Linked DNA regions of Homo sapiens: region 1 is linked to region 2. A link is a loop called in an ENCODE intact Hi-C map of the cell type or tissue named here. Cell type or tissue: adrenal gland. All regions are shown on one strand.

Region 1 (2,500 bases), 320 kb before region 2:
GATGCTGGTGCTGGGAACTGAAGGCCAGTCAGGCTGCTGGGCAGGTGTGGGCACAGCTCAGGAGGAGAACCAGGTACTGGGCGGGTGTGGGCACAGCCCAAGAGGAGAACCAGGTATGAGTAGAGCTGGACGAGCCACGCACCTGGTCATGTGAGCGAGGGGAAAGGGGCCCGATGCAGAAGGCACGTGGGCGAGGAGGGACCTGTGGAATCTGAGCTGAGTCGGGGAGGGTGTGAGACCAGGAATGGCTGGGGCAGCACAAAGACACCGAGGGTCCCTGGATTCTGGTGTTGAGGCGTGGCTGGACTGTAGACACTGGGAGGAGTGGGCAGAGAAGGCCAGGTAGTCTGAATGGGCTTCTGGAACCTGAGATGGTAAAGCAGGAAGCCACAGAGAACAGACCCAGGGCCTAGGGATGAGTCGCTGAACAAGGAGGTCTTTAGAGGGGAGAAAGCCCAGGAACTGAGAAACCAAGGTGTCGTCGGAGAGAACGACACGAAACACCACAACACAGGAGAGGGCTGGACAAGAACCCGCCAGCGACCATCAGGGAGCAAAAAAGAATGGCCCCAGGGCCCAAGGGTGGCCCCACAAGCAGCAGTGGGGCGTGAAGCAGCCGAAGATGCAGACTCAAGGACAAGGGGGGACAGTGAACTAGAAGTGGCCCTGGGGACCAAGGATACCCACCCCCCCGCCCCATGCCAAGGCCCAGTAACACTCAGGCCGAGAGGAGAACACAGCCTCCACTTGAAAGGGCTGAAGGGCAGCAGTGTCCCCACGGCAGAGCCAGAGCCCCTGAGCGGAAGAAGGGGGAGGCTGCGGAGAGGGGGCTTTGCTAAGTGCAGCAGGTTCCCAAGGAAACACAGAATGTTCCAGGAGCTGGGGTGGGAGGGTCAGGAGAGGGGGCGTACAGAGCCCTACAGGAACTGGAGTCCAGGGGCAAGGGTAGACTGGGACACCACAGAGCACCATCTTGGGTTTAACGGGACCACCTATTCGAATGAATACAATCCAGAGGGAGCAGCCTCTGTCACAGGCTGGTCCTGAGTCTGTCCTGGCAAACAGGGATGAGTCTGTCCTGGCAAACAGGGATGAGTCTGTCCTGGCAGGGATGTTTCCTCAGAAGGGACAGTCTATCAAAGCACCAACAGCAACTGAGCCCCCAAGTGCATCAGCAACCTCGGACACCCAGGCTGGGGGCACCTGAAGCAGCTCAAGACCTGGCAATCAGGACCCACTGGAAGACCCCACTCACAGCGCTGGGTAGCGGGAGGCCAAAGGGCCAAGAGGAACCAGAGGTCTCCGTCCGTGCAGCCCCACCTGCCCACCCCACGCAGCTCCAGGATGTAGCGAAGAGTGGGTCTGGAAGTGTCTGCCTGGGAAGGAGTCTGCAGTAGCGGTAGGTAATCTCCCTACTGCCTTCTCTTGGGGCTGAACGGTCACTGTGTCACCGGAGAAGCCTGCGTCAGCTGCCGTCTGCCTCTGCACGTGGCCATCTCCCAAACAGCTCACTGCGTTCTGAATGAACTCAGAAATTGCCTGCCTCAATTCTGAGATTTTCAGCTCATAAGCACTGGGAGAGAACGTTCAGACCCGAGGTGCTGTATCAACCTTCCGCTAAGCACTCCTGGCAACATATTCAATGTCGACATTGTTCACCGTGTCTCCAGATCACCAGAGGGACGTGGGCACCTTGCCGCAGCGCCTCACCAATCACGACCAAAACATAAAGGGGCTGACTTAGGGGCCAGGGCCTCGTTCCACATGCAAACTCAAATTACACCCCGGAAAGAGGCAGCACAGTCATTCTCCCTGTGCCTGGGAACACACAGTACAGAGGGCCGGGCTTCCAGCGCTGCTCCCTGCAGTGGGGCCTCAAGACGAATGGCCAGCGCTCCTGTGCACGGCTCCCATAAATACCCCAGTGTGATGTTCCCATTTCTCCTTCCCAGAGTCCCCTCTTCTCCGCCTGCCTCACCCTGACAAGGACTAGAAACTCGTGGAGGCCAAGGCCCCCTGGGGCTCCTTCCCCTCCCCACCATACTCTCTCCTCCACCCACCCTACCCCCACCATTGCCTCCACAAATTGGAGTCCCTCACCTAAGAAATAGACAATGAACTCTTCTACCTTGGTGATAAACCTACAAAGACATGTTCAAATAGCCTGGTACTGCCGAGACAGATATCTCAACTGGGCACTGCCAGGTGACGTTTGCAGAAGTCTGAAGTCTACCCCGTGACTTCAGCCCTAGACTCCACACCCCCGCGATGTGTTTGATGCAGCCAAGGCCTGTTTGAGAGTCTTCATCTGAACCCACACCCGGTCGGGACCCAGAGTGGCAATGAGCAGCCAGAGTGTGGGCCCTGCACCCCAGGGACTCAGCTTCAGGCTTCTCCGCCCTGGCCCCGGAGCAGACAGATGCCGTCTCTGGAGTAGCTCAGGGTGCAGGCAGCTTATTATCTACAGACTCTCTTCCTGCCCCATCTCCCCAGGAAGGCA
Region 2 (2,500 bases):
CCAGCCTGGCAACAGAGTGAGCCTGTCTTAAAAAAAAAAAAAAAAAAAAAGAAAGAAAAGGAAAAGAAAAAAAAAGAAAAGAGACACTGGGGAGTCCTAGAGAGGAGTGGAGAGGAGAAGGAGGGGGACAAGGTTGAAAAACTGACTCTTGGGTACTATGCTCACTCCCTGGGTGATGGGTTCCATTGTACCCCAAACCTCAGCATCACACAATATTCCCATGTAACAACCTGCACAGGTACCTCCAAATCTAAAATAAAACTTGGAGGAAAAAAAGTTGACCTTTAAACATTATAACACAGAAAGAAGCCAGAGAGGCCATTGTGGGCCCTGTGCAACTGAAGTTATGAAGGAGAAGAAATGTGGATCGGATGAATGTATAAAGTAGATGTAGACTGACAGGCGAGACACAGCAGGAGAGAGCAGGGAACAGGAGGCCTGGAGGAGCCCATGACTGTGTCAAGGGCAGAATACCCGAGTGAAACCCACACACTCCTGCTCCCGCGGCCCCTGGGGCAGCCCTAAATCCAGAAGTGTCCTTTTGCAGCTCCAAGACTTCAATTCGCCTGTCCGGCTTTTCCCGGGCTCCTGTGCCTGGATATCTCCTTCATCACCCACCAGGCTCTCATTCCTTGAGTGTCTTTTGGTTTTTTCTTTTCTTTTCTTTTTTTTTTTTTTTTTTTTTTTTTTTGAGACGGAGTCTCGCTCTGTCACCCAGGCTGGAGGGCACTGGCGCGCGATCTCGGCTCACTGCAAGCTCCGCCTCCCGGGTTCACGCCACTCTCCTGCCTCAGCCTTCCGAGTAGCTGGGACTACAGGCGCGCCCGCCACCAGGCCGGCTAATTTTTTGTATTTTTAGTAGAGACGGGGTTTCACCGTGTTAGCCAGGATGGTCTCGATCTCCTGACCTCGTGATCCGCCCGTCTTGGCCTCCCAAAGTGCTGGGATTACAGGCATGAGCCACCGCGCCCGGCCTGTTTTTTTTCTTACGACCAGAAGAGTCCTTTCTTAAACAGGGATCTTAGATGTAATTGCACTTTTCAGCTGAGTAAGAGGAGAGAAATACAAGAAAAGAGCCATTCATTCGCTGAACACATGTTGAGAACTCTCTGTGCCCTGAGCCACTTTGGGGAGACAATGATAACTTGAATCCACAGTATTATAAAGGGAAGAAAGAAGACAGACAGCTAAGCAAGTAATTCTACTGCGATGAGATGAGCATGAGAGGAGGAGGAAGGAAATGATTGTCTCCAAACCCCAGCATCCTCAGAGTCAAATGTCTCCAAAGCATAAACCACACTGGAAATGTATGCTTGGAGTTGAAGATGAGATGCAAATGTTTGATAATGAACAGGCATATGGGAAATTTATTTCAGCTCCCCTCCTTACCACTACCCCGGACCTGCAATCCTTCCATCTCTATTAAAAAGAATTTAAAACAAACAAACAAACAAGGTGTATCCTGAGAGCTTTGCACAGATTAATTTTTACAGTGGGTGAAGCCCACAAAAGTGCAGCCTTTGGTTACAAAGAACTGTGATAACAAAAGCGGTATCCATGGTAACTGATCAGAAACATAGGAAATCTATGACGAATCTCTGATGAAACAGATAATCCGACTAGATGATACTGACTCATTAATCTAGTTATGGAACCTTACAAGAAAAATAATTGTACCTTCAGAGAAGCAGGAGACCCACATCTCAACACAGTATCCATCTGCATCAGGGACTCCAAGGGAATCACCTTTTTCTCCGAAAATAGATAGGGAACTGAGACCCAAAATCTCAGTGTGTGTTGGCAAGTTGGGGGACGGGCAGGAGGCATGTAATGAGGAAGAGCTTGCATATTCTGATGGGGAAAATTTAGCCTCACTTTCTTGATTCACTTATCTCATGGGCATTTAATATATCCACTGGCCCATGCGTGTAATCCCAACACTTTGGGAGGCCGAAGTGGGAAGACTGCTTGAGATCAGCAGTCTCAAAAAAAAATCTTGTTTTTTTTGAGACAGGGTCTCACTGTCACCCAACCTCCCCCTCCCAAGTTCAAGCGTTTTTCCTGCCTCAGCCTCCTGAGTAGCTGGGACTACAGGCATGCACTATGACTCCCAGCTAATTTTTGTATTTTTAGTAGAGACGAGGTGTCACCATGTTGGCCAGGCTGGACTTGAACTCCTGACCTCAGGTGGTCTGCCCGCCTCGGCCTCCCAAAGTGCTGGGATTACAGGCATGAGCCACCATGTCTGGCCTACAAAGAAATTTTACAGGTATGGTGGCGCGCCTGTAGTAACAGCTACTTGGGATGCCAAGGTGGGAGGATTGTTTGAGGTTGGGAGTTCAAGGCTGCAGTGAGCTATGATCGCACCCCAGCACTCCAGTCTGGGTGACAGAGCGAGACCCTGTTTCAAAAAAAGAAATTTTTTTAAGGCCAGGCAAGGTGTCTCATTCCTATAATCCCAGCACTTTGGGAGGCCGAGACAGGCGGATCCTCTGAGGTC

What was found. Hi-C counts contacts between places; a loop is a spot of excess contacts. Peaks named below come from ENCODE experiments on the same cell type or tissue, not always from the same donor. Only the 100,000 strongest peaks of a DNase experiment are listed, where the experiment ranks them.
Region 1: it touches region 2 in a loop (2.1-fold over the local background); 18 of 110 quality-filtered maps call a loop at or near these places.

What each region holds. Positions count from the first base shown.
Region 1 is chr1:7,050,272-7,052,771 of GRCh38, reverse strand. All of the region lies in intron 3 of CAMTA1 (calmodulin binding transcription activator 1), which reads right to left. Among named protein-coding and RNA genes, the nearest start is that of CAMTA1-AS3, 37 kb to the right of the region's middle. RefSeq lists an enhancer at 2,142-2,500. In adrenal gland, no CTCF peak of the experiment used is centred here; DNase peaks (open chromatin) are centred at 1,329 and 1,650.
Region 2 is chr1:6,733,835-6,736,334 of GRCh38, reverse strand. No RefSeq gene overlaps it. Among named protein-coding and RNA genes, the nearest start is that of LINC01672, 10 kb to the right of the region's middle. In adrenal gland, no CTCF peak of the experiment used is centred here; no DNase peak of the experiment used is centred here.